Linked DNA regions of Mus musculus: region 1 is linked to region 2. The links are chromatin loops, found by intact Hi-C in ENCODE. Cell type or tissue: gastrocnemius. All regions are shown on one strand. Links, peaks and the distances in the headings refer to the core of each region. The heading gives the core; the rest is flanking DNA.

Region 1 (16,176 bases), core at 7,117-12,116, 89 kb before region 2:
TGCCCAACCAGCGCCCTAGAGCAGGTGGGATGCAGGCTTGGGTCTCCGAGGGCTGCCATCTTGGCTACTTGATTAGAACCAACTGTGACATTCATTGAAGCCCCTTCTAAAATCCTGCGGGCCTCAAGAGAGGATCAATCACATTTTGCTGAGTTCCCCCTTGGACTTAAGCCTCAGGCTTTGACTTGCAAAACAAAGCGGCCCGACAGACACAACACGTGACCAGCTTCCATGGCTACCCTAACAGTGTCAAGAACAAAGTTCCTACCACAAAGGCGGCTGTGTGGGAGGAGCTTCTCTGCTCATTTGCATAGAGAAGTGGGAACAGGTGCCTCTCAGGGCCCCACTGAAGGAAATTTCTGACTTCCTGCTTCAGTCTCTGCTCCAGATACAGCAAGCTCCTGATTGGAGGGCTTGGAAAAGATGCTGGGTGTGTAGCCTGTCTCTTCCACCTTTTTGACCTCGATCTGTCCTGACCTTCAGACACGTGCGTTACGTGGACACCTGTGGATTCCTGGTCCCTGTAGTAACCCAGCCCAGGTCTGGCAAAATCAGTTTGATCCCGAGAGGTTGTTTCTGACCAAGCTGGGTCTCCTTTGAAATTTGAACATCAATGTTAGTGCTTAGATTTCTAGTGTCCTGATTTGGACGTCAATGTTAGCAGTACTGCCACTCCACAAAACCCCTCGTGTTCACTGATGTTTCTCTTTTTGGAGAGCTTCCAGAGGCCGACTTTGGGAGCCTAAAATAACACGTAAAGGTCAGTTGTTGTTTTTTTGTTTTTTTAAAAATACAATCCAGGGGGGTTGGTGGGATGGCTCAGTGGGTAAGAGCGCCCGACTGCTCTTCCGAAGGTCCAGAGTTCAAATCCCAGCAACCACATGGTGGCTCACAACCATCCACAACAAGATCTGACTCCCTCTTCTGGAGTGTCTGAAGACAGCTACAGTGTACTTACATATATTAATAAAATAAATCTTTAAAAAAAAATACAATCCAGGTCTGGGGTTTAAAGGTAATTTAACTGTGAGTTAGGATTCTGGGACTGGGTGGTTTGAGATAGCTAAAATTGTTCTGCTAGGTTTTAACTGGTAACTACCTAAGGACCTAAATTTTTGGATTGAAGAAACCATTCATTCCCACCTCCTCTTCCTACTCTAAACTATGAAAACTGTCCTCAGGTTGTACAGTGGGTCTCCTGGGTGGGTCTAGGTGCTCCCTTCTCTGACCAATAAAAGGTCTGCTCTTGCTATTAAGGCAGATCTGCATTTATTTACCTCTGCCAGTTTAATTCTTACTTTGCGGATCCCAGGGGTCAAACTCAGGTTATCAGGCTTGGCCCCAGTCTTATTTACTGAGCTATCTCACCCGCCCTACCCGTCTCCGCAGCCCCCACCCCCCATCCTTTTTGGATGATGCTGGGGATTGAACTCATGGCCTCCTGAAAGCTATGCAAATGCTATCCGTGTACTACTCCAGCCCTTTCTGCCTAAACATAAACGAATTAATTAAAAACTTGAGATTTAAGAAATGAAAAGGGTCAGATGAGCAGCTGGTATCGAAAGTCTTTAATCTCGGCACTCTGGAGGCAGAGGCGGGCAGATTTCTGAGTTCAAGACCAGCCTGGACTACGGAGCAAGTTCCAAGACAGTTAAAGCTACACAGAAAAAATCCTGTCTGAAACCCCTGCTCCCAAAATAGACTAGTGAAAGTAGTGAGTGTTTCCTTGACTTTTGCCATGAAGCAGAAGATGAAATCCCAAAGGTGAGCTGAGAGAGAAGTGGGAGAGGCTGAGCACTAGAGCCTCAGGCTGGTGGAGACAGGTTTGCTCCAGATGTCTGGGAGGACATGATATGCTCTGGGGACAGACAAAATAAATAAATAAATAAATAAAACTGTCCCTGTCACCTGCCAGAAAGAAGCCAGAAGCTGAGAGAGCAGCCACCCAGGCTGGAGAAGCAGATGTTCAGGCTTGAACTGAAATCTTGGGAGACAGCCTCGGCAGGTGTGAGAGGGAGGGGGGAAGCTTTGCAAGGTGCTCCGAGAGGTTTTAAGAGAAAAGAACAACCCACAAGTTTAAGGAACCCAAGAAAAGCTGAGGTAACCATTTAATTAAGTCAGTGGGAAGAAAATATTATTACTCTTTTTTTTTTCCAGTGATTCAGGGAGGTTAGTCATCTCTTTGGGAAGATCTAAACTGGAAGCTGGGTTTGTGTGGCTCATGCCTGTAATTCTACTCTCTGGAGGCTGAAGTAATGAAGATCAAAAGTTCAAGACCAGAGCTAAGAAACGGCTCAGCATCCAAATGCACTTCCTGATAAACCTGATGACCTGGGTTTAATCCTGGGACCTGCAAGTTGTCCTCTGGTCTCCGTATCTGCACTATGGCACATGCGTGCGAACACACACCCACACACACATGCACGTACGAGGCCAGCCTGGTCTACAGAGTGAGTTCCAGGACAGCCAAGGCTACACAGAGAAACCCTGTCTCGAAAAAAAAAAACACAATAAAAATAATAATAATAATTCAAGGTAGTCTAAGCTACAGTAGAGAGACTTTACATCAAAACAAAATCAAGTTAGTTTGCTCCTTGACTTCTTATACACATTTCACAAAATGAAGAGACAAAGGAAAAAGAGAATACATTCCAGGCAGGAAATTTTTAATCCTTTAAAATTTGTATCTATGATTGTGAGTGTGTATAATGCATGTGTGGGGGTGCATTGTGGGGTGCATGTGTGTGAGTGCCCATGTGGAGGTGCACTGTGGGGGTACACTGTGAGGTGCAAGTGTGGGGACACATGTGGGGTTGGTTCTTTCCACCTCTATGAGGATCCCAGGGATCTAATTCCCATTGTGGAGCTTGTCCACCAAGCTCTTCCCAGTCAGCCATCTCAAATGCTCTTTTATTAAAAACATTATTTAGCCAGGAGTGGTGGCGCACACCATTAATCCCAGCACTCAGGAGGCAGAGGCAGGTGGATTTCTGAGTTTGAGGCCAGCCTGGTCTACAAAGTGAGTTCCAGGACAGCCAGGGCTACACAGAGAAACCCTGTCTTCAAAAACAAACAAACAAACAAACAAACAAAAACCCCATTATTTATTGTTTAGCACATTCACACACCCAGAGGGTGTGCACATATGCATTCACATGGGAGTTTGTGTGTGTGTTCATTTTCTCCATCCTCCATGTGGGTTTTAGGAATTGGATTCAGGCCATCAGTCAAGTGTCACCCTACTGAGCAATCTTGCTGGCCCACAATTGGTTTTTTGTGTCCAGGTTTCATTATATAGTGCTGGCTGGCATTGAATTCTCCATACAGACTGCCCTTGCCTCAGGCTTACAGAGATCTGCCTGCCTCTGCCTCTGCCTCTCTAGTAAAAGGTCTGTGCTACTACATCCAGCATAAACCTTTTCTTAAAATTACATTTGTTTGTTTGTTTGTTTAGCACATGCGTATGTGATGTCATGCTTATGATGTCAGAGGAGAACTTGGAGTGTTTATTTAGCACATGCGTCTGTGATGTCATGCTTATGATGTCAGAGGAGAACTTGGAGTGGATTCTCTCGTTCCATCTTTGGTTGGTTGGTTTGCTTTGTTTTTGGAAACGGTTTCTTTGTGTCCTGGAGCTCACTCTGTAGACCAGGCTGGCCTTGAACTCATAGATCCGCCTGCCTCTGCCTCCCGAGTGCTGGGATTAAAGGCGTGCGCCACCACTGTGTGGCTCATTCTATATATGGGTCCCAGGGATTGCCATCAAGTCAGCAATCTTGAAAGCAAGCACCTTTCTTTACCCATGGAGCCATCCCACCAGCCCTAATTGTTTGTTTTAAAGATCAAACCTCAGAGCTGGGAATGTGGCTCAGTGGTAGCACACACTTATCTAACATATATAAGGCCCTTGTTTCAACCCCTGTTACCTACCTTGCCCCCACTCCACTGTAAAAGAGAAAAGGAGAAAGAAAGGGTAGAAGGAAGGAAGAAAAGCCATGGTTTGAGAGACATTTCTTGTTTCTCTTTTGTTGGGCCTTTAAAAACAGCTGTTTTAGGGGTTGTAGAGATAGCTCAGTGATTAAGAGCACTGACTGCTCTTCCACAGATCTGGAGTTCAACTCCCAGCAACCACATGGTGGCTCACAACCAGTAATGGGATCTCATGCCCCCTACTGGTGTGTCTGACATCAATGACAACGAACTCTCATATATAAAATGTGTAAATCTTAAGAACAAAAACCCAAATATTTTGGATTTATTTTATTTCTACAAATACAAGAGTTTGCCTGCGTGCATGTGTGCCAAGTGTGGGCCCGGTACCCAAATAGATCAGAAGGCATAAGATCTACATGATCCCCAGGAACTGGAGTCACAGATGGTTATGAACAGCCACGTGGGTGCTGAGAACTGAACCTGGGTCCTCTCTGTGATGAACAAAATGCTCTTAACCACTGAGTCATCTCTCTGGTCCCTTTGGGTTTTTTTGCTTTGTGGTTTGGTTGGTTTTGGAGACAGGATCTCACTCTGTATCTCAAACTGGCCTGGACCTCACTATGTAGCCCTGGCTAGCCTCAAACTCACAGCAATCCTCATCTCAGCCTTCTGAATGCTGGAAGAGAAAAATGTTCATAAAGCAGGAAGTCAAGAAAGAGTTCCTATCTAGGGACTAAGGGAAGAGATGGGTCCGGGGCTAAGGGATCTCGCTGGCTTTTTCAGAAGACCCCAGCTCAGTTCCCAGCACTTATATTAATAACTCCAACTCCAGGGATCAGGCACATGTGCACAAAGAAGGAACTCACATCTAGAATACACAACTAACTACACATTAATAAAAACCACCAACAACAAAAATCTAAATACCCACAAGACAACTTGGAAAAGAAAATCCTTGTATCCAATAACTAGGAAGAGACATTCACTCCCGGGGTGTCCACAGAGAGACGCCCACAGTATAGAGGCTAGCTCCAGCGGCACGGGGGAGAACCAAGACTTCTGTGTCACATGGAGAATGGGAACTGAGGAGAAGGCTATATAGCATAAGGACCAGAGTTCGAGTCTCAGAACCTACATAATCAAAGCTAGATACCCAGATGTGGTGGCACGTTGTGTTGTAATTCCTGAGATAGGCAGACTCCTGGGCCTCACTAACCTGCCAGCCTCGCCTGCTCTGCAAGCACTAGGTCAGTGAGAGACCCAACCCTGTCTCAAATAACAAGATGGAACCCATGCACATGAACATGCACATGTGTACACATGCACTCTCAAGCGCGCACACACACAGAAATTGAGAACTTTTCAATGTCCTGGAGGAAACTGGGCGTGTTGGCTCATACCTCAAACCACAACACTGAGGAGACTGAGGCAGGAGGATTGCTGTGAGTTTGAGGCTGGCCTGGACTATCTAGTGTCCTGTCGCAGTTTTTTTTTGGAGATTAAAACCTTCTATTTTGGAGGGAAATGCCTTAAAACACAGGATGTTAAGTAGAAGGTATAACAGTAGGATATTTAAAAATGGTGTGTGTGTATATATGTGTGTGTGCTGTCTTTGAGTCATTTCTGCTTCTGTACGTAATCCCTCATCCATATTCCTATAATTAACTGCAATAAAACTCATTGGTTCACCAAGTTGGACTTCTGTCTGTCACTTGTGGCCTTCCAACCTAGGGTGATGGGAAGTTCAGTCTGTCACTGGTTCCTTCCCTGCGTAGGGTGAGTGCATGTTTATTCATGAATCCCTGCTTACAGTCTCAGAGGACACACAGGGAAAAGCCTGTCTCCAAGTAGGGTGTGGGTGTGGGTGTGGGTGGGTGTGAGGGGGCCAAAAGTTCAGTGCAAAAACGAGGAAGCAAACCTTGTTGAGGTTGGGCAAGATGAGGAAACTTCTTCTATAGGTCATCTGGGGGTCACAGAAAGAATTTGGCCTATTTGAGGTGTGGAGTGATGGACGTCGGGGAGATGTCACGTGGTTTTCTTTTTGGTCCTTGCCTCTGTTTGCACGACCCAGAGATTGTCCTTCACATCTAAGTCAATGGCACTGGAAAGCAATTCTCAAATCCTGCCCTTTCCTTCACCTCCCCAGTCCCGTTCTTTGTCAGTTAATTACCAGGGACAACAGGAGAGTGAGAAGCCAGAATGTCATACATGACTCACACAAACGCACCTCAGAAAGGGATTCAACTTGCCAAAGCCCAAACAGCTAATGTGGTGAAGCCTGCCAGGTGTGGTGGCGAAGACCTTCGATCCCAGTTCTCCAGAGGCAGAGGCAGACGAAGCTCTGGGAGTCTGAGGCCAGCCTAGTCTACATAGTAAGTTCCCAGACATCTAATCCAGGGCTATGGCAAGAGACCGTGTCTCCTAAAAACAAAACAAAACCCCAAAAACCCGGCAAAAGTCATAGTAAATAATGTCCTTTGCAGATAATGTTTATTGTATGCGGGAGGGGGGGAGCATTTTAGTTTTGAGGAAGAACACCAGTTAAGGCTCTGACTTGAACTAACATTGCTCAACTGAATAATTTTCTGGGTGACCCTTCATCTTCCCTGAAAGAAGACTCTAGAGCCCTTGTCCATGGTAAGTTTCTTGTTTGTTTGTTTGTTTGTTTGTTTTTTGAGGCAGGGTCTCTCTGTATAGCCCTGGCTGTCCTGGAACTCACTCTGTAGACCAGGCTGGTCTCGAACTTAGAAACCTGCCTGCCTCTGCCTTCCAAGTGCTGAGATTAAAGGCATGTGCCACCATGCCTGGCTCCATGGTAAGTTCTAAGTGTCTTTAAAACTCTTTATTTCTTCTATACTGGGGGCAGGGGGAGGCAAGTATGTGGCGGTCAGAGAACAACTTGTGGGATTCCATTCTTGATTTCCAACTTGTGGGTCCTAGGGCCAGAACTCTCTGGTTGTCAGGCCTGGCGAGAAGCACTTTGACCCACTGGGTCATTTCCCTGACCATTAAGTGTTTTGTTTTGTTTTGTTTTGTTTTTGCTTTGATTCGATCTCACTGGTTCTCCTATTAGGTGCTCAGTTAACATTTGCTAAATAAACAGGAGCTAATGAAAAAAAAAATGTTTCTCTTCCCCTTGGAGGTGACTAATTTTAATGACAAACGCTGCCACCTTCAGGTCGAAGGTGGAAGTGTAAGGTTCAGAACAGCAAACTGTGGTAACCTGTCAACTACATTCAAAGGCAATATTACATTTTTCTCTAGTTTTACACAGACTCTAATCAGCCGGCACCTGTCCTTTCCATCAACAACAAGGCCACACTTCCTCAAAAAAAGACCACACCCCCTAAGAGTGTCACTCCCTGTGGGCTCCCAAGCGCTTGGATTAAAGGCATGTGCCACCACTGCCTGGCTTAGTAATGCATTTTATGATTTATTTTAAGGATTGATTATGTATACGTGTGTGTATGTGTGTGTGCATATGCACATGTGAATGCAGGTACCAAAAGAGGAAGTCCAGTTACCCAGATCTAGACTTACAGACAGTTGTGAGTCACCTGGAGTAGGTTATAGGAAACAAATTCAGGTCTTCTACAAGGGCAGTAAGCCTTCTTAACCTCTGAGTCATCTCTCCAGCCTCTATTTTACATTTAATTCTATCTATTCTTTTGTTTTTATTTTGTTTTTGTTTTTCTGAGACAGGGTTTCTCTGTGTAGCCCTGGCTGTCCTGGAACTCACTTTGTAGACCAGGCTGACCTGGAACTCAGAAATCCACCTGCCTCTGCCTCCCAAGTGCTGGGCTTAAAGGCGTGCGCCACCACTTCCCAGCTCTGTTTATTCTTTCCAGTAAACTTGGGGTTATAGGTAATGTGCATGTGTTGTAACACGGGCTGCAGCAGCAGTGCCGACTGAAGAGGCCCCATGGAGCTTCAAGAAGAGGTGACCGAAAGAGGAACTTCCTGCAGGTCCCCCAAACAACAGTGAAAACATGTTTACATCACAGAACTCCAAACAGATGTCGGGAAGGCAAGAGCAACAGATCTCAAAGGGGTGTGTGTGGGGGGGTAAGGGTAGCTTAATTCCATTTTGAAGCCCGATTTCCATCCCATGTAGACCTTTAACCTTGCTAGGCAGCTGAAGCTGACTTTGAACCCCTGATCTTCCTGCCCGCCATCATCTCCGGAGTACTAGAATCACATTCCCTTCCTTCCTGCTGTTTTTCTCTCAGACAAGATCTTTCTATGTAGCTCAGGGTGGCCTTGAACTTGGGGCTGTTTCCCTGCTGAGTGTTTCAAGTATCTACTACACCTGGCCTCAGACTGTGTGCTTTGGTAACTGCAAAGTCAGTGGGTCAGCGCACGTCAGTTGATGGGATATTAAGAGCCAATTTAGGTTGAAGGTGCACACACCTGCAGTTCTGACACTAGGGGAGGCTGGCCAGGAAGGGGCAGAGGATACACAGTAAGACTTTGTCTAAAAAAAACCAACAACAACAACAAAAAACCAAGGCTGGAACCTGCCTTGGTATGGTGCCTTGGTATGGTGCCGTTGGTATGGTGCTTGTCTCGGATGCATGAGGCGCTAGGTTGGATCTCCAGGGTCATCTGTACTGGGTACAGCGATAGGCACCCTGCATCCCACCCACTTGGGAGGAAGGAGAGGGAAGACCGGAAGTTCAAAGTCATTCTTATTTACATAGTGAGTTTGAAGCCAGCTTGGGCTACAGGAGACACCCTGACTTGAAACAAACAAACAAACAAACAAACAAACAAATTTACCTGACAAGGAGACACCACCGCAAGCCTGTCAAGTTAGCCACAAACAAAAATGGAAGTGGAGTTGATCATGCCTAACCTCCCAGTGTTTCAAGAGCATCCAAAACTGGAGTTGTCAGACTCTATTGGTGGGGAAAGAACACTGGGGAGTGGCTCTGGAGAAAGGTTGGGCGGTTTCTTATAAACTTACACACAAGACCATAGAATGTACTTCTAGGAAGGGTATCCAAGAGAAATGCAAATACAGGTCTACTTAAAGTCTAGTATACCTGTTAGAACGGCTTTCATTAAAAACCACTGAGGGGCTGGCGAGATGGCTCAGCCAGTAGGAGCACTGACTGCTCTTCCAAAAGTCCTGTGTTCAAATCCCACCAACCACATGGTGGCTCACAACCACCCATAATGAGATCTGATGCCCTCTACTGGAGCATCTGAAGACAGCTACAGTGTACTTACATATAATAATAAATCAATCTTTAAAAACCACTGAAAACTAAAACCAAACCAAATTCTACACCCAGTAAACTTGTTACTTGTTGCCAACAAAAATGTTGACTGGGAAGAAACTCCAGCATAGGTGACTACTATATTGCTTATATTCATATATTCAGTTTTGAATAATGGAAGCGTCACATTTAGATGTGTGCTTTTATTTGGGTGCACACACTCATGCAGGTGCCCCCAGGGACCAGAGGACCGGTTTATATCCTTTAGAGCTGGAGTAACACAGGTGAGAAGCCACCATGCTGGTGCTGAGAACTAAACCCTGGTCTTCTCCAAGCAGCAAGGGCTCCTAATGGCTGAGTCATCTCTCTAGCCCCTAGATGGACTCAGTGAATTATGATGGAAAGAAAGAAAGAAAGAAACTAACAAATGAGTCCCCACTGTCCCCTAAGGCTTTCGAAATGTATGAGCAGATAACAGTCTACACCTTGAAGTCAAATGTCAGAAAATTACATTGAGGCTTGAGACTGGATAAAAGGATTTTGAGAACTTTTCACAGAATGATTTGAAGCACAGGGCTGTAAGACTTAAGGAAGGGCTGGAGAGATGGCTCAGCGGTTAAGAGCTTGGGCTGCTCTTCCAGAGGTCCTGAGTTCAATTCCCAGCAACCACTTGGTGGCTCATGTCATGTCTATGACTGTCTCATGGGATCTGATGCCCTCTGCTGGTGTACATACATACAGACACAACACCATATACAAAAAACAAAACAAAACAAAACATAACTAACCCTTAAAAAATACCTGAGAGACAGAGGCAGGTGGTTCTCCGAGTTCGAGGCCAGACTGGTCCACAGAGTGCATTCTGGGACAGTCAGGTCTACAGAGAGAAACCCTGTCTCAAATTCCTCCCCCATCCTCCCCCTACCAGTAAACACACACACACACACACACACACACACACACACACACACACACACACGATGAGAAGAACATTCCAAATGATATAATCATAAAGGCAGATATGGAGGTTGGATGCGGTGGTGCATGCCTGGCATGAGGCACTGACATAGGGCTGCCTTGGGTTCGAGATTAGTCAGGCACAGAGAGATCCCGTCTAAAAGAACCAAAAAGTTAAGAATTCTTTTGTTTCTCTTATCATAAATAAATCCGTGGACAGAAGTGCTCTGGCGACCTCCTGCGATGTATCCAAAGGCAAAGAAAGTAAAGAAAGTGTTACATGGGGTAAGAAATTCAATGTAACTTAAAGGAACCAAGTCACTTCTAAACATGCGCTGCGGGTCTTTTATTAGAAATACTCTCTTCTAGGCTCTGCCCTAGTCTTGACTGACTCCGAATTCTGTGAGGCTATAGCTGGGAATCTACATTTTTAAAAAAAAAAAAAAAAACAACCACGCAGCACCCAAAGTGTCACAACAGAAGTTTACATCTTCCGATTTTCTGAGGGCTCCTTAGAAAGAGCTGTCTCATACCCCGCCCCCACCGGCCCCGCCCCTCCTCTCCGATTCCGCCCAGGCCCCGCCTATAGCCTCGCCCAGCTCCCGCCCCATTCGCGGGTCTGACTTCAGGCCCCACCTTCTTCCGCAGACCAGTTTGGCCTCGCGAGCCCTTTCCCGTGATACCTAGCGCTAGGCTGTGACTGTTGCCCGGGCAACAGACGGGCCTAGCTCCCCGGCGCGGGCTACTCTGCTAGGCCATGGGGTCGCGGGGTCTCCCGCCGCTCCTGCTGGTGCTCCTAAACTGCTACACCTCTTCGAGCACCCAGGTCATTGCCATCCCGGCTGCGGCCACCCCAGCAGTGACGAAGGAGGATCTCAATTCCACCAAGGCCACCCCCACCACTCTGCAGCCCTCCCTGTCGCCTAGGACCCCGGGAACTCCCAGGGCACCGGAGCGCTCTGGCCCCAGGCCTACCCCGGTCACGGACGGTGGGTACAAAGGGGTGACCCCCCTGGAGCGGGTACACCAGCTCAAAGTTACCCCCTTCTCAGCCTCCCTGTCGTTACCCTCAGGGGGAGATCGGATCTCTGGCACACAAATGCGGAGGGCGGGGCTCAGTTACTCCCTTTTCCGCATCATTGCAGACGGCTGCAGTGGGGTACTAGATAGAAACCTACAGAATGAGTTGAAGGCAGTACTGGTAGAAGAAAGAGTGCTAAGTGGATCTTCGTCCTCTCCACGCAGACACACGGACATGGGCATCCCAGTTGTGTCTAGATTACTGAGAGCCCAGCAGATATTTTCAGGGTGATTAAGTGCGTTTTAGACATTTTTTACCAGCTAAATGGAGTTATTAAACACACCTGTTTCATCCGTATCTACTTACCGCTCGGAATTTGAAGCTTTGGCAACAATTCGTGGTTGTAAATTTAAACACATGAGGTAGTGGACTTAATTGCTCTCTCCCTTTTACCCATCCCAGTGAAGGGAGTATGGCGTTCTTTTAGTGAGTACGCGCAGTTGTCCATGGCTAGAGAGGACCTAGTCAAGGAGGAGCTAATTTGTCTTTCGGACTAAGAAAGCATTTTTCATTTATCAATAAAACTCCCCTTTCCCTTCGTGCCTTTCCAGAGCGTTATACCACTTTCGGGGGGAATTTTTTCTAAATCTTAAAAAAGTATTTTAAATTGTGTGTGCATATTTGTATATGTTTGTGAGGATGGGGTGGATATATATTGGCGCCCTTGGAGAACCGAAGTGGGGAGCTGGAGTTTGTTTGAGAGCTGGCTGACTTGGGTCCTGGGAACAGAAGTTAGGTCCTGTATACAAGCAGTATGTGCTTTTAACTCCTGAGCCATCTCCCCAGCCTGTTCTAGAACCATTCCAGTCTCCTGCCTTCGCCTTCTTTCCTAACTTTGTTCCTGACAGGTTTGCTAAGTGACCCAGACTGGCCTGTAACCTGACATCTTCCTGACTCTGCCTCCCAGTTGCTGAGATTCCCAGGTGTGGGCCTCCCAGCCTGCCTCCCATCTCTAGAGCTTGTTTTTTTGTTTTGGTTTTTTTTTTTTTGTAAATTTTGAAACCATTCATTCATACAAATAAGAATGCTATGACATCCCGTCAGCATTTGGCTAAAATTCTTTGTTTGAAGCCTGAGATTATTGCCCCTCTTCCCCAAAAGGAAACCAAACATTACAGTTAAGATGCAGCCCAGGGGGCTGGAGAGATGGCTCAGTGGTTAAGAACACTGACTGCGCTTCCAGAGGTCCTGAGTTCAAATCCCAGCATCTACATGGGTGGCTCATAGCCATCTGTAATGAGATCTGGTGCCCTCTTCTGGTGTGTCTGAAGACAGCTACAGTGTAACTCATATAAATAAATAAATTAAAAAAAAATCAAGCCAGGTTGTGCAGGTGGTACACTCTTTAATCCTGGGGAGGGGTGGGGGAATCTCTGAGTGTGAGGCCAGCCTGATCTACAAAGTGAGTTCCAGTCAGGGCTACACAGAGAATTCCTGTCTCAAAGAAAAACAACAAGAAACAAACAAACAAACAGATTCAGTGACACCTTAGCTGGGGAAAGGCAGGAACCATGGTGGAAGGCACCTGTGACCCAAAGTAGCCTCTGCTTCAGGAAGCAAAGAGCAAACAACCAAAATTGCCAAAGCCCTGGATGCATTATTTCCTCTCTCCTCACAGTAGTCTGTGCCATGAATTCAGTTTGTTATCTTTGTGCTATATATTGTTTCTTGTTGTTGTATGTTGTGGTTTTTTTTGAGATTATCTTATCTATCTGTATGCCATATACGTGCCCCGTACCTTCAGAGGCCAGAAGAGGGCATGAGATCCCCTGGAGCCAGAGTTAGAGATGGTTGTGAGCGGTCCTGTGGGTTGTGGACACCGAAGTTAGATCCTCTGCAGGAGCAGCCAGTGCTCTATCGCGATCACCCCGCCTCTTTAGCCCTCTGTTGTTTCTTTGAGAGGGTTTTCTCCATTGACAGAGATAGAATGAGCAGGGTAGTAAAGACAGTAGTAAACTGAGCCAGTCTATCGCGTGCTCAGTACTCTGCGAGGAAGCTCTCCCTTCTGCTCTCGTGGAGGTTCTCTGCCTGATCGATGCGAGTCCTGAAGACTCAGTCACAGTGGCTGTCAGGGTGGCTGAGGTCTGAGTTGCTGTCTGGGTGGGGGTGGGGGGATGTCCCTGCCTTTCCTCCATGTTGTTGTTGTATCCTGTCATAAATGCATTACCTTATATTGTAAAATTTTAAATTACAAAAGGACATCATAAGCCAAATTAGGAACATTTGATTATTGGTCAGGATCTTACGACTTTGAGTTCAGCAACCGGCTGCATGTGAGGAAAGGGACAAGGCTGCCAACAGTCCTTCCTTGGAATCTGCTCTGAAGGAGACGTGTAGACCCCTGCAGCCACCTTAGGGAGACACTGGGGTGGGGTACTCAAAGTGACTTGTGTCCATGAGCGACTTTTCCCCCAGTAGGAACCAGACACCGTTGTGACATTGATTTCTGGCATCCCTTGGTGGCAGGGAGCAGTAACATCTCACTCACCCTCTGAACCCTCACTGACCTGTCTCGTAGTTGCTGCTCTGTGTGTCTGCGACCTGCTTCCGGCACAGTGTGATGTCAACTGCTGTTGCGACCCTGACTGCAGCCCTGCAGATTTCAGCATCTTCTCTGCCTGCTCAGTCCCAGTTGTCACGTAAGCATACGACATTGTCACGTAAGCATACGACAGGGAGGTTTGATGGCCGTTTGGCCAGGATGATAAAATGTGGGGACAGGAATCATGTTCCACACTCCTCAGAAGCCCTGTGGGCAAAACCCTGTGTTGTCAGAAGCAGTCACTTGTCCCGTGCAGCTGCTCAACAGTGTGGGTGATGGAGGGACACGTGTGTGTTGCCTCTAGAGTGTTATGAAGTTTGGAAATTAATATTTGAGCTGTGCACAGATAATGTGTCACCTCTTTGTACCTGTGAAATAGTCTCATGGCAGTGTGTGTGTGTGTATGTATGTATATATATAGATAGATAGATAGTGTATGTGTGCATGTATGCATGGGTGTGCTTGTCTTTGCATGCATGCATGTTGGCCTGTGGAAAGCATGGGTCTGTTCATTTATTGCTTTCCACCTTCATTTTTGAGATGGGGTCTCTCACTGAATGTAGAAATCATCCCCCTAGCCTACCCCCGATCCCCGGTTGACAGATGGCTAGCATCCTCTTGTCTCCTCCCCTGCCCGGTGCCCTGTTGCAGATACACATCAGAGCCTGGGCTTGGTTTGCTTTTGAAATCCATGCTGGATATCATGCTTCTTTAAAATCACCCTTCAGAAGCAAGTACGTTCCCCACTAGGCTGCGTCCCCAGCCCCTGTTCCTGCTAGGCCGCCTCCCCTGCCCCTGTCCCCACTAGGCTGCCTCCCCAGCCCCCGAATCAGCTCTCTCTGGGGACTTGAATTAGTCAGGGTGCTTTGTGTGCGTCTCTTTGGATGTAAGCGAAGCAAGGCTTCTCAGTTCCCAGTGCATGGGAAATGGCAGAGGTGGAATTCTCACGCAAGTACAAGTCGAAGATGTGATCAGCTCTGAGTGATCTCGGCTTGTTTGTCAGAGGTTTTTGTAACACAAAACAAAACAGCCCTTTAAGAAAGGTTTAAGCTCTCAGGATGGGACCAGCAGATGGAGCTGACTGAAATGCAGGACAGCCACCTAGCATGCTTAGTCCTTTTGGAAACACAATGGACTCTTCCCAGGAGAAACCATTTTATCAGCCTAATGGGGCAACTGAATTTCCTCCAGCATTGTGAAATAGCCTGGAGAGCAGGTGCTAGCGGGGTCCCTTCCTGGCCTCCAAGACCAGAGCGTGTTTAGCCTTCCCTGAAAATCAGTCCGCTTGTCTTGAAACTGCAAGCGAGCCCTGACAGCCCTGAGAGAATGGCGGCTTTTGAATTGAGTGCCATTTATTAAATTGAATATTTTTTTAAGACAGGGTTTCACTGTATAGCCCTGGTTGTCCTAGAACTTATATATAGACCAGGTTGGCCTCAAACTCAGAGATCCACTTAGCTCTGCCTCCCAAGTGCTGGGATTAAAGGTGTGCACCATTGCACCACCACGGCCTGGACACCCATACAACTTTTAAGAGCTTCCTGTTGGCTGAGGGAGATGAGTGAGTGAGCCAGGGCCTGAGGAACACCAGGGAATGAGGTCGCCTCAGCTAGGCCAGGGAAGGCCTTCCTGAAAAGATGGTCTGAGCTGTCCTGTATGAAGGTTACCCACAAGTTATGCAGCAGAAGAGAGGAGGGCAAGGTGGCTCAGTGGGTAAAGGCGCTTCTTGCTAGCCTGAGTTTAATCTTGAGGGCCTACATAAGAGGAGAACTGACCCTTGTAAATTGTCCTCTGACTTCCACACGTGTGGGATGGAAAAAAGTCACACACACACACACACACACACACACACACACACAATAAAAATACTCAAAGCAAACTTCCTAGTATGTTTTTATATTTATTTTTTTATGTGTATTTGTATGTGTGTGTGTGTGTGTGTGTGTGCACTCATGCACATCTGTGTGTATCTGTGTGTGTCATGGGCAGCACCATACATGCAGTGCCTACAGAAGAGAGCATCAAAGCCCCTGGGACTGGAGTTACAGGTATGAGCTGCTTGCTGTGTGTTCTGGGAACCGAGCCTAGGTTCTCTGTGACAGCAGTAAATGCTTAGCCACCGAGCCGTCTTTCCAGCTCCCAGAATGTCATGATCTCAATGGAAAGTGTTCTGCACTTTACTCCACACCCAGCAGGCTTCCCTTAAACAGTGTTGTTGTTGTTGTATTTTCCGAGTTAGGGTCTCACTGTATGGCACTGACTAATGTGGAACTTGCTGTATAGATCTGAACTCCTAGACTCACTTGTCCGGACCACCCTGGTGCTGGGATTAAAGCCGTGCACTGCCACAGCAGACAGAATCAAAGCCTCAGGACCACCCTCGTACCCGCAAGTAAAGCCACATGGAGTCTCTGCTGACCTGACACCTTCATCAGTGTCCC
Region 2 (16,176 bases), core at 7,073-12,072:
TGGAAAGAGAAAATCAACTTTGTCAGGCTGTCTTCTGACCCCCTCCCCAAACTCACCCCCTGTCCCCTGCCACACTAAGTAAATGAATATAGGGGCTGGAGAGATGGCTCAGCAGTTAAGAACATGCATTGGTTGTTCTTATGAGGGACGCAGGTTCAACTCCATCACCCATAACTTAACAACTGAGCCATCTCCTCAGCCTCTAATTAAAAAAAACCAACTAGATTAAATACATGTAAATATTCCTAGACTTACATTGTAAGTTAAATGGTAGATGGGAAATCTCTGCCTTCCTCCTAGTTTTGCTGTGAGCCTAAAACCCACCTAAAACTAACAACCAAACTGCACCAAGATGTAGTGGTGGGTGCTTGTAATTCCAGTGTCAGGGAAGCAGAGCAGAGTGGAATTCCTGGGCCTCACTGGTAAACCAGCCCAGCCTAACATCTGGCCTCAGAAGGAGGGGGAGAGGGAGGGGGGGAGGGAGGGAGGGAGAGAGGAAGGGAGGGAAGGAGAGAGAGAGAGAGAGACCCTGCCTCCAAAACCTCCAAAAAAAAAAAAAAAAAAAAAAAGGTAGAGAATGATATACAACCTTGGGGCTGGAGAGATGTTAAGAGCACCCGACTGCTCTTCCGAAGGTCCTAAGTTCAAATCCCAGCAACCACATGGTGGCTCACAACCACGTGTAATGAGATCTGACACCCTCTTCTGGAGTGTCGGAAGATAGCTACAGTATACTCACATATAATAAATAAATAAATCTTGAAAAAAAATGCAACCTTGCCCTCTGGTTTCGACATGCACATGCAAACACACCAACATAGTAATGATAATGTCTTAAACACGGACTCCACCGTGCTAGAGCAAACCTTCCCTCCTCCACCCCCCACACTTGAGTGAAGCTCTCCCGGCTTCTCTTGCCGTGCACAGGGATGGGCTGTGTACTGGCCCATGCCTGTGCCTTCCCAGAGTTCCTGTTGGCATCTGGAAGGGATGTGGGATTTCAGCACATTTCCTCTTCCACGTGGTCGCCTTTTATTCTGCTAAATTTTAGAACTTTGCCTCGTTCCACCAGCCCTGGCTCTAACTTTTCACAAGAAAAGAACATTCTGAGTCTTCAGTGAAAATAGAGGCATGTGGCCAGGCATGCTCCCCCCCCAAAAAAAAAGAATATCAAGCTGGGTGGTGAAGTGGCACATGCCTTCAATCCCAGCACTTGGGAGACAGAGGCAGGCAGATTTCTGAGTTCGAGGCCAGCCAGATCTACAGAGTGAGTTCCAGGACAGCCAGGCCTACACAGAGAAACCCTGTCTGGAAAAACCAAACCAAACCAAACCAAACCAAACCAAAAACACAAAACAAACAATGCAACATCAAAAAATGGAAAAGAAAATAATGTAGAAAGAAAACCACACCTCCCCAGTTAACAACGGCCCCACAACAGTGCTAGCTGCAAAGGAGCCCTGACCACGCCCCACAACAGTGCTAGCTGCAAAGGAGCCCTGACCACGCCCCACAACAGTGCTAGCTGCAAAGGAGCCCTGACCACGCCCCACAACAGTGCTAGCTGCAAAGGAGCCCTGACCACGGGCAGGGGGAGCTGGAAGTTAAGAGGGTTACAAATCTTTGGTAAACTTGTGGGAGGGAGCCTGGAGCACCCAGAGCTTCAGTCATGTCTGTTGCTGAGGAGTTCACTGGCTGGACAACGCCTTCACTAAAGAAGAGGGAAAATAGAAAGATGTGGCCAAGACTACCCAGGCCTGTGACAAAGGAGGATGGGAACCCAGCTCCCTTGCTTAGCTTTAGGACAACATGGCTGTACCATGGTGTTCCAGAGGGCCTCCCCCGAGGGAGCTATCTCTGTGAGGATTGCCCCAAACCTAAGTAGGGCATCTGAGGCAGCCTAGCATGCCATGGCACTGCCAAGAGAGAGGGGAGGCCTGGGTTCTCAAGGCTATAAAAAGGCTGAGAAAGGAAAGGGCACAGATGTTTGTACAGCTGGAGCCACAGGAAACCACAAACTTGGGGGGATTGCGAACTCGGAGTCAGCCTGCCACTAGCCAGATCCCCGACCCGAAGACAAACCATAATAAAGATGAAGACAGGGTCTGAGAGGCGGTGATGATGAAGCCCACCAGCACACCACCACAGCATGTTTGCTCCTTGTAAATAGAAACAGCAAACCACAAAGGCGTGTGGGGTTTTCAAGATTCTCTTTTTATTCATTTTGGCCATGTGTGTTTATCTTTGGGTAAGTGCATGTAAGTCAGGTGCCTGAGAAGGCCAGAAAACGGCTCTGCCTCCCTTGGAACTGGTGCCCCAGAGGGTTGGAAGCTGCCAGGTGTGTGCTGAGAATCAAACCTGAGTCCTCTGAAACAGCCGCTGGTATACTAACCTCGAAGCCCTGAGATTATTGTCTCCAGTGTTCTGCTGAGACACTAGCCGTGACCCTTTAGATGGCACTGTCTTAATAGTGATTCTGACACACACACACTAACCCAGCACCTGGCAATGTGTGACGGCCAGTGTATGGCACAGGTGGTTTTCAGATGGACATGTCTGTCTGTCTGTCTGTCTGTCTGTCTGTAGTCAGTCCTAAGGCTTACACTCGGTGAGTGCTGCTTAACTGAGTACTGCTCTCATTCCAGAAGACAAAGAAAAGTGGAACAAAACGAAAAAAAAAAAAAAAAAAGACCCAGCCATTTTGATATTATTCTATAGGCTTCCAAATAAACACAACTTTTTAAAAAATGTGCACTGGTGTTTTGCCTGCATGCTTGTCTATGTGAGGGTACTAGACCCCCTACAACAGGAACTACAGACAGTTTTGAGCTGCCATGTGGGTGCTGGGAACTGAACCTCGGCCCTCTGGAAGAACAGCCAGTGTTCTTAACTGCCGAGCCATCACTCCAGCCCAGAGACACGACTTTTTCTTTTTGTTTTGTTTTGTTTCGTTTTTGAGACAGGGTTTCTCTGTGTAGTCCTGGCTGTCCTGGAACTCACTCTGTAGTTCAAGCTAGGCTTGAACTTAGAAATCCACCCACCTCTGCCTCCCAAGTGCTGGTATTAAAGATGTGCACCACCATGCCCGGCTAAACACAACTTTTAAAGAGCCATAACAGGAAAAAATCCTTGAAGAAATAATTGTTAAAGAAAACCTCGCTGGTGAGATGGCTCAGTGGGTAAGAACACCTGACTGCTCTTCAGAAGGTCCAGAGTTCAAATCCCAGCAACCACATGGTGGCTCACAGCCATCCGTAACGAGATCTGACTCCCTCTTCTGGAGTGTCTGAGGACAGCTACAGTGTACTTACATGTAATCAATAAATAAATCTTTAAAAAAAAAAAAGAAAGAAAGAAAACCTCTCGGAGAATACAGAGTATAACTCTTTGTAGAGAACACAAAGATTGGTGAATAAATTAACATGTTGGCTAGACACAGACACACATACAAAAGAAACAATTTTAAACTCAAGGTAGAGAAGAACTTCTAGAAAGGGGAAAAAAGTGTGTAACTGAGTGTGGGTCACATAGGGTTCTGAAGTCAGGCATCCTTAGGTTTTGGCTCTAACCCCACATGGGTGGGCATACAGGTATTACTATACTCTATATTAAGAAGCCGCAGGGGGCTGGAGAGATGGCTTAGCAGTCAAGAGCACTGACTGCTCTTTCAGAGGTCCTGGGTTCAATTCCCAGCAACCACATGGTGGCTCACAAACATTTGTAATGGGATCCAATGTCCTCTTCTGATATGTCTGAGGACAGCGACTAAAGACAGTTTTATGTATGTATTCACATTGACTTTTTGTGCTTCGAGGCAGAGGCAGTTGAATCTATAGGTTTGAGGTTAGCCTGGTCTACATAGTGCGACCCTGGCCTAGCCAAATCCAAGCAACTAACCAACCAAAGAAAAACCAAACCAACCAAACAAAACTACTCCAAACACAAATAAGCAATCCAGTATATAGACATATAGATATGTAGATATCATATATATCATAAAACACATATACACATATTGAAATGCAATGCACACACACAAAAAAACCAAAACCAACCAAAAAACTGGCCCTGAGCCCCGCCTTCACGTGACATGTGCTCTCCAGGGGTTTGTGCCACATCTGGAGGGCAAGCTGCAAGACACTACTTCTGCACCACTCCCTGGGTGAGCAGCTCTGGAACTGACCACATCTGCCTGCCTTGCTGCCTAGGGCTAGGCTTGGACTTCCTGGTCCCTTGGCTCCTAGACCCGGCATCACACAGTTGGGGTGGGCTAACCTCTGCTCAACACTCACCTACACACGTGTCCTCAAGCGGTAGCTTGTATTTCTCTGACGACAGTGGCTTCGGTCCCTTGTTGTGGATGGTGTTGCAAACTGCCCTGTGTTCTATTCATTTTACATATGAGCCTTAGGTTGGTTCTGTTTGAAGGGCTCCGCCCCTTGGCCAGTTATGAATACAGATTGCTGCCCCTGGCCTTTGTTCTGCAGATTCACAAAGCTGAGACGGAGACCAGGTGAACTGGCAGTGACCCGAGAAAGATTATGGATCTAAAAACTAATTCTCGATGCTGAGAGATGGCTCGGTGGTTATGACGCTTGCTTCCCTGTCATGAGGACAGGGGTTCAGATCCCAGCACCACTGAAATCAGCCAGGTATCCCACTCATGCCTGTAACCCCATTTCCGAGGTGGAGGTGGAGGCCAGGGATCACTGAGACCTGCTGCCTTCTAGCTTAGCTTCTAGCGCAAGCCCTGGGCTCACATGGAGAGACCTTGCCTCAAAGGAATAGGCAGAAGTGAGTGGTAACGGATGAAGATAGCCTGTGTTCTTTTCTGGCCTCCGTGAACGTGTGCACGTGTGTATACACAAGCACATGCACTCGTGTGAGCACATGCAAGTGTGCAAACACACACACACTTACACACAAATCTTTTATTTTTTTTAATTAACTGGGTGTGCACACCTTTAGTCCCAGCACTCAGGATAGCAGAGGCAGGTGGGATCATGGCCAGCCTGGTCTATACTGTGAATTTCAGGCCAGCCAGTGTTACATAGTTAGACTCTGTTTCAAAACAAATAACTAAAAACTTAAAAATAAATTTAAAAGATCCTTCAAGGAGCCTTTCTTTTACCAAGGATCTGAGTTCTATTCCCAGGTTTCACCTGGGGCAGCAAACAGCTGTCTGTAAGTACAACTCCAGGGATCCAGAGCGGTCTTCTGGCCTCTCTTGGCGTCTGTACACTTCTGGGCATATCCAGACAGACATAGCCACAATTTCAACATAGTAAAAATAAACCTTAAAAGAGGGAGGACTAGAGACATGGCTCAATGGTCAAAAGCACTTACCGCTCTCCCAGAGGAACCAAGTTCAGTTCCCAGCATGCATGTCGAGTGGTTCACAACCACCTATTATAACTCCAGCTCCAGGGGATGCGATGCCTCTGCAGCCCCTGCACTCTTGTGCCCACAAGTCCACCCCATGTACACATACTTGGAAATGGTAAAAATCTTCTTCAAAAGCCTTCAAAGATAAAACGCAGCGTCCACAAAATTGTAGTGAGAATTCTGGTTTTCTTTAAAAGCCGTTATGTTGTGTGAACATGTTTTTGTTCTAATCCCAGGTGTGGGGTGCGAGGCTACTTCACAGCAGGTGATTATGATCTGCCTCGCACACTAGCAGGGGGGTGATCTTTGCCAGCTGCAGGTGGTTTATGTTTGGAATTTTGGGGACTCTGGAGAGGGAATAAATATGAGTCTAGAGAGGGGTGTTTGGAAGGAGGCAGCTGCTTCCCCCTTCTGCTCCTGGTTGCTGTTGCTAAGGTTTGTCAAGTGTTCATGCACAGAGAGACAAGTTAGAGATATCGTGACGATGAAGATTGGACTTACCCCAAGGAACTCATCACCCCTAATCGGAAGGACATAATCTAAAGAGATCTACGCCTCCTTTCTCCTCTAACCTTCATTCTCTCCTATCTACTACTGAGGGTGGGGGGGATTGGAAAGGATTAGGGTGGAATAAGGGTTGGAAGGGGGGTAGAAGTATAAAATTCCCAATAAAATGGATTAAAAAAATATGCCAACACAAAACACTAAAATACACCTTATACGTGTGCATGGGAGATATAGTTAAGATACACATACACAAGCCGGGTGTGATGGTGCACGCCTTTAATCCCAGCACTCGGGAGGCAGAGGCAGGGAGATTTCTGAGTTCGAGGCTAGCCTGGTCTACAGAGTGAGTTCCAGGACAGCCAGGGCTATACAGAGAAACAAACAACAACAAAAAAGATACACATACACACCTGACAGCACAACTGAAACCCATCCAAGTCGGGCTCCCAGCTACATCCACCCACCCCAGACGTTGGTGCCCGCATCTTCCCACTGCACAGCTGCAAACCCCTCTGACTGGGGCGTGGGAGTGGGGGTAGGGGTTGGGGTGGGGGTGGGGTGGACGGAAACTCCAGGCTATCAATTCCAACTCTCTTAATCTCCAACATTGACACCAGGCACCAGAGGGAAGCTATGTGGTTCTGTGAGTCGAAGGAGGGAAATCCATGCTTCGCAGCAGCAAGTGACTTGGCGTTCAGACCCAGAATCTCACTTCCTCAGGGAGGAGCCCCTCCAGCCCACCTGCTGTCCCTGCCTCAGGACTGTGGTAACAGAAAGGCTGGGAAAGCCAAGCCGCCAGGCTGTCCAAGAACATAATGACTAGGCTTACTCACTCACCAGCCCTGAACAACAATGTGTGGGCTGGCCCTCACGGTGTACACAGTATCTGCCACTGTGTTAATTGGATGGCCCGGAGAGAAAAGGAGGAAGTGTTTTTAAATGGCACCTTCAATTGCTTCCAGATTATATCTTGGCTAAGTGACTATTAAAATTAGTACCTGTCCCAGGAGCAGCGTCACACACCTTCAATACTGGGGTGGGGGGGGGGGGGGGAAGAGGCAGGAGGATCACATGCCGGAAGCCAGTCTGATCTGTAGAGTGAGCTCCAAGCTAGCCAAAGCTACACTGTAGACTGTCTCAAAGCCAGGGCCACTGGCTCAGTTGGGTGAAGGGCTTGTTCTTCAAGCTTGGAGACCTGAGTTTGCCCCTAAGAACCCACTCAAAGATGGATGCAGAGAATGCAGTAGTGAATAGACCAACATGGATTGTCCTGACCCTCCACACACTACCTGTGAACCCACATTAAACACACACACACACACACACACACACACAATTTTCTAAGTATCAGGTCATAAGTCAGGGAACTGGTTTTGGATACCAGGTCGAATTTAATTAAGGTTTTAGTTACTCACCCACCCGCTACCCTGTGTTAGGGTCTCAGAATTTCCCATTCAACAGCTGACATCTTCTCAGTTGTTCCTTGCTAGGTGGTTCAGATTTTCTTCCTGCCATCGATACCAGCAACAAGAGAACCTGCCGACCTTCCTCCTCAAGCCCTGGACATTAAGTTCTACATGGTAGCTCCGGGAGACTCCCAGAAGCACCTGTCTGCACCCACAGAACCACTTTCAATATTCTGCAGGCCCTCTATTTTAAGAAACATTCTTTAGCTTTGAGACAGGGTCTCACTCTGTAGACCAGGCTGGTCTAGAACTCATGGAAATCTGCTGCCTCTGCCTCCCAAGTGCTGGGTAGGATTATATATATGCCTGGCAATTTATTATTTTTTTTTTACTTTTTAGGCATGCATGCTGATGCTGGAAGAGGTGTCGGTCCCTCTCTGGAGCTGTAGCTATGGAGTTGAGACCCCTGACGGGGTGTTGGATACGGAACTAGTCTCTGCTAGAGCAGCCATGCTCTCCAGCCTCAGTGTCTCTAATTTCTTGGTTTTAGACAGGGTCTATGCAGCTCTGGTTGAGTCTGGAGCAGTTATGTGGCCTGTGAACAGAGATCTGCTCAACTGCCTCCAGTGTTGGGATTAAAAGCATGCATCTGTAATATTTTTAGATTATGTGTATGGGTGGGTTTAACATAAATGTCATGTGTGGGTGTTTTTTGAATATCGGGTGCCCTGAAACTGGAGTTACAGCTGTGAATAGGTGGTACTTTTAACTGATGAGACCCCCTCTTTTCAGCCCCATCTTTAAATTCCCAAGATCTCATTTAGCTCAAGATAAAGGTTCTTGAATTCATCTAAGTGTTTTATTTTATTTATTTTTTTTATTTTCCGAGACAGGGTTTCTCTGTATAGCCCTGGCTGTCCTGGAACTCACTTTGTAGACCAGGCTGGCCTCAAACTCAGAAATCCACCTGCCTCTGCCTCCCAAGTGCTGGGATTAAAGGCGTGTGCCACCATGCCCGGCGTTAGTTAGTGTTTTATTAAGACCTTTTTATCAAACACTCTCATCCATAACAGGGTTTTTTTTTTTTTTTTGTATGCAAACACAGGTGGTCTTTTTTTTTTTTTAAATGTATTTATTATTATATTAAGTATACTGTAGAGGGCATCAGATCTCGTTACAGATGGTTGTGAGCCACCATGTGGTTGCTGGGATTTGAACTCGGGACCTTCGGAAGAGCAGTCGGCGCTCTTAACCACTGAGCTATCTCGCCAGCTCCCACACAGGTGGTCTTGGTGGAGCAGAGGATTCAGGTGTGGTTCATCTTTGCCATCATGCCCAGATTTAAATTTTCTTTTCCTTTTTGGCTTGAACCTTACCTCTCCCCAGCTGCTTTGGGCTTCTTGATCATCAAACTTTTTCCTTAAGGTCTTACCAAACACATTAACATTAATACTTAACGGATATAAATCAAATTCTCTCATGGACAACACGTACCTATAGTTGAAGATACTTAGAATGCTGAAGCTGTTGTCCAGCATTCACAGTCCAGCAACACATGATGGATTCTTTTCAGTTCAGCTTTGGGCAGAGGTGGCAGCCTGGGAGGTCCTTCCTGGGAACTAGTGGGAAATGACCTGTGCTGTGTCTCGTTTTCTATAAAGCAACCCCACTGGCTTGGACCAGGAGTCTTCGGTTTCTCTCTGGATGATGCTGCCAGAGTGCACGGTATGTGTGGCCTTGTGAGCAGTCTTGAGTTAATCCTGCCAGGGAATATTCTAGCTGTTCTGTGGGCCCGGGGCAGGAAGCTAGGCTGGTATGCACCAAGACTGCACATCTGGTAAGCAGAACTGAGCTCAGCTAAGTTCCTCTAGGTCACCAAGTGGGTAAAAAATTAATTTCAGGGCTGGAGAGATGGCTCAGTGATTAAGAACACCGACTGCTCTTCCAAAGGTTCTGAGTTCAAATCCCAGGAACCACATAGTGGCTCACAACCATCCAATCATGAGAGCTGACACCCTCTTCTGGTGTGTCTAAAGACAGCTACAGTGTACTTAGATATAATAATAAATAAATCTTTTTTAAAAAATGAATTTCAACTATTTTCTGATTCAAGGCCACCAGCATCTCAAACCGAGCCTTTTTTCTTTTTTTTTTTTTTTAAGATTTATTTATTTATTATATGTAAGTACACTGTAGCTGTCTTCAGACACTCCAGAAGAGGGCGTCAGATCTTGTTACAGATGGTTGTGAGCCACCATGTGGTTGCTGGGATTTGAACTCTGGACCTTCGGAAGAGCAGTCGGGTGCTCTTATCCACTGAGCCATCTCACCAGCCCCGAGCCTTTTCTTTTGATTAAAAATTTAAAAATGTTGAGCCAGGCTTGGTGGCGCACGCCTTTAATCCCAGCACTCGGGAGGCAGAGGCAGGCAGATTTCTGAGTTCGAGGTTAGCCTGGTCTACAAAGTGAGTTCCAGGACAGCCAGGGCTATACAGAGAAACCCTGTCTCAAAAAAAGAAAAAAAGAAAAACCAAAAAAGAAAAAAAAATTTTTTTCAATGTTCCTGTGTGTAGAACCCCAAAGGCCACAAGAGGGCACTGGACCCTTGGAGCCTGAGCTACAGGGAGCTGTGCACCCCACCCTGCAGTGGGCCTAACTGCCCTGTGCTCCTCACTTTCCATTCCCCAGACATGTCTTCAGAAGCCTGGCCTCTGCCTTCTTCCTTCCAATCCATCCCACACGGACTCTACAGTCCACCCCCTCCCATGTCTCCCAAGCTAACCCAACAATGCCAATGATTCTCAGCTTGTCCTTATCCACCACCAAGTATCAGATGACAGATGGACTTCTTTCAGCCACCTGGGCTGGCCCCAACCAGGACACCCTTTCTTCCTGGATTAGCACTTGTCCCTTGGCCCCCAGTTTCACCTGTTACATAGGTGTGTGCTGTTTTTTTTTTTGGGGGGGGGGGCGGGGGGCTATACATGTATGGTACATTCATTCACATGTTTACTGTGAATATGAACAGAATGGTGGACTGTCTCACACCAGTTTCTACAAGTTTTGACACTCATTACTTCTAATACCAGGAAGCACCGTGTCCTCCCTCTGTGGTTTGGTTTGGTTTTTTTTTTTTTTTTTTTTTTTTTGGTTTTTTGTTTTTTGGAGACAGGGTTTTTCTGTGTTGCCCTGGCTGTCCTGGAACTCAGAAAGCCGCCTGCCTCTGCCTCCCGAGTGCTGGGATTAAAGACGTGCGCCACCACGCCTGGCTCCTCTGTGTCTTTTTATGTTGGTGTCAGGAAGACTTGCTCAGATGATGAGCTCAGAGGAGCACAGGCTGGTGTAACTCAGCAGAGACGCCCCATACACTCCTAACTGGGACTTGCTGTGGCTCTGCCATTCACCCAGCTAGCGAGCCAGAACCTGAGAGAAACGAGGCACTCCCTAGGTTACAAGTTACAAGGGTGCATGCAGACAGAGGAGGAAGCCTTTGGTAAACAGTGAAAGGCTTAAAGTGTCTCTTGTATCAACTTCACGTTTTCTCTGCTCAGGGCCCCATGACAGAAAGCAAACCACCTCTAGGGCTGATGCCCTTCAACAGCCTCTGACCTAATCAATGGCTCAGATTCCGACCATTAGGTTCAAGCTGAAGGAAGCAGGCTGGGATGTGGGAGTGCCCAGGGGAGTACTTGGCTGACCCTTAGGACCCACTGGCCAGCAGTCAGGCCAGACACCATCTAGGCCTGCCCTCCACCACCACACACAGGGTCTGAGGCCAAGACACTCCCCAGGAACCAGGGCTACCTGGCTTCCTCTCAATGCACCAGCAGCTTTAATAGACCAAGGCAGCAAGAAACTAAGGCTACAGGCAGGGCTCCAAGGAAGCCAGCCCCTCCCTCCTGCCAGGCTACTTAGCCAAGACCCAGGCCCCTCCCAAAAGGACTGCATATGGAAAGACAGGAAAGGATTCGTGGGGCCGCTGCTGACAGAAAGACACGAACAAGTTAACAAGCTTGCATTTAATAAGTCTGAAACCATTCTCAGCACATGGCATTGTACACGGGCATCTGTGCAAACAGATTCATTTAACAGGTCGTAGTTTAAAAAAGTCATAGATACTGTGAGTTCTGTATAAACCGGTGGACGGCAAGTTAGTTCCTTTTGATTTATAAGCCTCAATGTCACCGCAGAATAAAGAATGTAGCCAAAGAAAGCATTATCGGTCACTCGTATAGGACAGTGTTGTTTCTATAATTTGAAGCTTTCTGAATGGACGGGTTCAGGCCTGATCCAACTGTAAAAAGATCACTCAGTGAATAGACTATATGGGAACTGTACAAAGTGTCATTAACTTCCATCATTAATAGCTTACTCAGCACTATACCACTATTGCTAGTTAAAATAACCTGCTTCTGAGGCCCCACGGAGGGAGGCGGCCTGTGCACGCAGCCTCGATGCCCTGGCCACCTCATCCCCAGGGCGTGCCATACAGTCCAACAGAAACTTTGGCTTTAGGAAGGAATCACAGACATTGAAAAGAATGGCTTTAATCATTATTAAATGTGCAGTGGGAAGGAGTGTGCTTCAGATAGTCTGGGCAGGGCTGGCGGCAGGCAGGTCACTCCTGCTGCCACAGCTGCAGACACTAGTTTGTACATGACAAGACAATGAGGGAAAGCAGTCCCTTTCAAACAAACTGGAAAAAAAATTGTTCACAGTGGTTTGTATCAACAGAATGCATTTATGACAATTACATGTAGAGACTCACGCACTCTAAGGCTCTCTTTATATCCTAAAGAAAACAGGCATTTACATTATTCATGACTTATACTAAATTAAAAAAAGATCAATTGTACACTTTCTCCTCAGACAGGATAACCTGCCAGGGTGTACAGCTTAACACCATCATCAGAGCTGTCCACAAAGGGAACAGAGGTTCAAAACAAAATGCTCTCTTGAGAATGAAGTGCTTGGCTTGCTGCTATAACCAGCAAGTGCCAGCAGTAATCAAATGGAGGAGGGCCCGACAGACAGGTCTACCTGGGCAAGCTGACCAGCACATCACAGTTTAAAAAGGAAGGTTATGAACGCTATGTTACAAGTCCCAACCAGGCAGTGTCAAGTGACATCTATTTCTTTGCTTGCTTTGTGATCATACCCCGTGGTGGTGTGACAGGTCTCGTGGCGTTGGGCTTCTTTTTCTCTGCAGGCTTTAAAATCTGTAAAGAGGAAAGAAAGAAGAACCTTAGGAGAGCTATACCTGGACCTCAGCTCTGTTCAGATCTCCATCTAGAAGTTCTGCCTAATGCTGCTGCCCCCTAAATGCTGAAAAGCCCTCTAGAACATACCCTGGACCGACTGGTCCCTGAGCATTTTGGTGGAGAAGTGCCATGACATACAGCCAGAATATGTGATCTGGAAAACAGTTTCTGCTGGGGCCAAGTGACAAACTCAAGTCTAGAGCTTCCCACAACCTTGAAGCTCTGTGGAAGGCACTGGAGTCTGCAGTCTCTGGGGAGTGCTGAGGCCTGCCTCGGGACTTCCACAGCTACAGTAACATTAACAACTGCGTGAGCTTGAAATGGATCAAGCCCACTATAGGGAGGAAATGTAAGAACCAGGGGCCAGCACAGGAGACGATATCATGGCACAAGCTGATGTGTTGGCACTTGGGAGGCAGAGGCAAGTAAATCTCTCTTACATTCATGGCCAGCCTGGTCTACAGGGTGTGTTCCAGGCCAGCCAGAGGCACCCCAACTCCCTCTTCTCACCAAAAGCACTGACTATAAGTGACACTGTAACACACCGCTTGCTTCCACCCACTTAAAGAATTCAACTACACCTAACGTCAATCCTGGGAAAAGGTTCCGTATTATTTTTCCTTTCTTTAGGAAGAGCCCACACACTTTTTCCATGGGATAAATATTCCTAAAAAAGAAAGGGCAGCCTGCTCAGCAGAGGTGCAAGCACATGAAAAGTGGCCACAGTCTCACCTGGAAGGAACACATGAGGGTCTCATCCACACTCATCATGGCGCCTGCATTGTCAAACTCGCCACAGTAGTTGGGTGCAGAAAACAGAGTGACTAACTGCCTCTTTGCAAAAAACTCATAGCCATCTTCAACCACCTGTGGAGAGACCGTGTCAGTGTGAGCAGCTGGGGCACGAGCTGCCCCTCTCCTTCCCCACTGAGCTCGGCCTGCTGCCGCTCGCCCCGGAGGCACACTGTGTGGCAAGCCATACCTACCCACCAAAATCAACAAGGAGCCTCGGCTCACACCCATGCTCTAAGTGTACATGTAAAGTCAAAGTCAGTACCTGATGGGCTCTACATATAAGATCCAAATCATGCTTATGGAGAAATTTTGCAACCACTTCTGCACCAAATGTGAAGGACACTCCTCTGTCATTTTCACCCCAGCCTAAGACATCTTTATCGGGGTCAGACCACAAAAGATCACAAAGAAGACCTTGATCTGGTACATCAGTTGGTCTCATAATTCGCCGAATCTGCTCCATAGATTGAAGATCTGGTGATAAACCTATTCAACGAGAAAGGAAACCCCCTGAAGTGCAGACAGCATTGGCCTGAGCATGTGGCCAGCCCCTCCTGCTGAGGAGGCTGGCACTGCCATGCTGCGGTGAAACCTGTGGGTTTTTAACTTGGTTTTGGGGGAAACAATGCACGAAATGTACTGTACTGCTGTTGGTGTGCTGGTCAGAGACAGTCACCTCAACACAGAGCCCCGCAACACCCAACCACTGAATCCACACTTCTCCCAATAGAAGGCAGGAAGGGAACACAGAGGGTGCCACCATCACCAGATGCAATGGCCGGGCACAGGCACGACAATGCTCAGCTGTGAGGCAGCTCCTTCCGAGCCTGTGGTCCATGGACCACCAAATGTCACTCAACAGATCTAACAGTCTTGTTCTCTAAGTACCCGATCCAAGAGGGCATAGAGACTACGCCTTAATACATTATGTGGGTTTTTGGATAGCTGCTTCATTTCCAATCACCCCCAAACCTCCACATCTTTGCAATGCCTTTATTACCTCACACACAGAACAGCTGAGGAACGGAGCAGAGCTTTTGGGAAGAGCACAGTCAGGGTTCAGGCAGACACATGGCTGAGAAGAGGGCACTAGGGCTCGTCCTGTATTTAAAGTCTCGTTCTCTTCCCAACCTATAACCCCTGCTTCCTCACACTTGATCCAAATGACCGGGCTGTATCACTGTGAAGAAGCCTTGGCACCACAGTGGCCTGGCCAGGGTCACCGTGCCCAGCTGACTTTTCAGAAGGGGTAGAGCTGCCTAGGTGAAGGCAACACCTCCATGTCACATACCTCCATGACAGCAGAATATCTTCTCGTCCACGATGGCTGCTATCGGCAAGCAGTTAAAACAGTCTGTGAACGTTTTCCACAGCTTAATGTTGTATCTTCTTTTACCTGTGAGAACGCAGACAGTCGCCCTACTGCTCTTCACCTTTGCTCTCTAAGGCCACCTTTCAAGCAACTGAAACATGGGGGCACCCACAGGCCCACAGGGCTGGGGTACAGGACTCATCCAGAACCAAACGCGTCCCCAGAGCTCCAGACAGGGCACCTCAGCCAGCCACATTAGCGCACAGCACCCACTCTACTTGAAACCTCATCTGGTTTGTGGAACCTTGACCTTGAGGGAACTTCTACTTCTGAAGGCCGCCACGTCCTCCTGTGTTGTCAGCTCTTCCTTCAGCTGCCTTAGCTGTGAAGCTGCTGCAGCCAGACAGGAGCCCCACCCTGACTTCAGGAGGGCCAGGGACTCTGGGCAATCAGAAAGCTCAATCTGGGCACATCCGGTGCTTGGTCCTAACAGTCTACACTCAATATACTCCCTCTTAAGCACCAGGGTTATAACGGGGTGTCAGAGCGTGTGCCCTTTAAAACCACTGTATGAAAACTATGGTTGGAGTTCACAGTTCATAAGCCGTAGCCCCTCCTACATTCTCTAACTGGCCAAGGACTGCGCACCACAGGGCAGCCTCTGCTCCTGGGCCATCTCACACTTGAGTAGCAGTATGTTGAGTTTGCCACTACACTAGGACTCTGTCCTCTTTAACAGAGAACACAGGGACATCTAAAGGGCCACGGTATGCCTTTTAGAGTTCAGCGGCACCTAGCAACAGCCTTCCTAAGCCACGCCTTCTAAGCTGGGCAGACCACCCACCACCAGCACCCAGCATTCAGATCCTTCCGAGGAAACTTGCATTTCAGCCCTGGGGAGGCCACAGATTCCCTGGATAATTCTGGAAACTTCAATGAACACAGTCAACACCTCCAATTACCAATAGCTAATAGTAAGAACTTCAATGCGGAAACTGAGGCCAGATGGCCTTGACTCCACTCCAAAATCCATCCGGTCCCTCTCATTCTCTGCTGAGCCCAATGTCACTCATGCCTTAGCTGAGGGCTGGATTAAAACTCTGTGTTGTCTGAGGTGAGAAGACTCCATGCTGAACTCAAGCTCGCTCTAGCAATCTAGAAAACAGGGGCAGCCCTAACTACAAGCTGCTGCATGTGTGTGTGTGTGCCCCATATTAGCAAGTGCTAAACCAATGGACTCCCTTAAGCACCTGCCAATCCAGTCCAAACCCTTTTCTGGCGGAAACAGCCCAGAGTCTCAAAACTCCTGCCATTTTATGTTTGTGTGAAACCATGAAAGCCCTCCCCCAAGCCAGTTCTTTTTCCCACACCAAATCTTTCTAAGGCTTTGGAATCATTTTTAATTAATGATGAGTTCAAAGTGCAGTTCTACTAAACAATCCAGGGCTGTGTGGGGTGGGCACCCCCCACCCCCACCAAGGTCAGGAAGCTGCAACTGGAGCCAAGGTTGT

What was found. A loop is a pair of places that touch in the nucleus more often than their neighbours do. Peaks named below come from ENCODE experiments on the same cell type or tissue, not always from the same donor. Only the 100,000 strongest peaks of a DNase experiment are listed, where the experiment ranks them.
Region 1: it touches region 2 in a loop (2.4-fold over the local background); 4 of 42 quality-filtered maps call a loop at or near these places.

The regions. Positions count from the first base shown.
Region 1 is chr5:122,259,063-122,275,238 of GRCm38, reverse strand. It overlaps Tctn1 (tectonic family member 1), which reads left to right and starts at 10,779. Exons shown (of 14, transcript NM_001039153.3): 1 at 10,779-11,101; 2 at 13,712-13,832. The coding sequence starts at 10,870. In gastrocnemius, for the core only: CTCF peaks have their summits at 7,117 (motif pointing left), 9,124 (motif pointing left) and 9,872 (motif pointing left); DNase peaks (open chromatin) are centred at 10,757 and 11,095; H3K4me3 peaks cover 1,488 bases; H3K27ac peaks cover 1,333 bases.
Region 2 is chr5:122,170,395-122,186,570 of GRCm38, reverse strand. Ppp1cc (protein phosphatase 1 catalytic subunit gamma) reads right to left here. Exons shown (of 7, transcript NM_013636.4): 4 at 14,645-14,749; 5 at 13,616-13,839; 6 at 13,291-13,425; 7 at 11,298-12,516. The coding sequence ends at 12,427. Among named protein-coding and RNA genes, the nearest start is that of Gm52787, 17 kb to the left of the region's middle. In gastrocnemius, for the core only: a CTCF peak has its summit at 9,885 (motif pointing right); DNase peaks (open chromatin) are centred at 9,950 and 11,087; H3K27ac peaks cover 475 bases.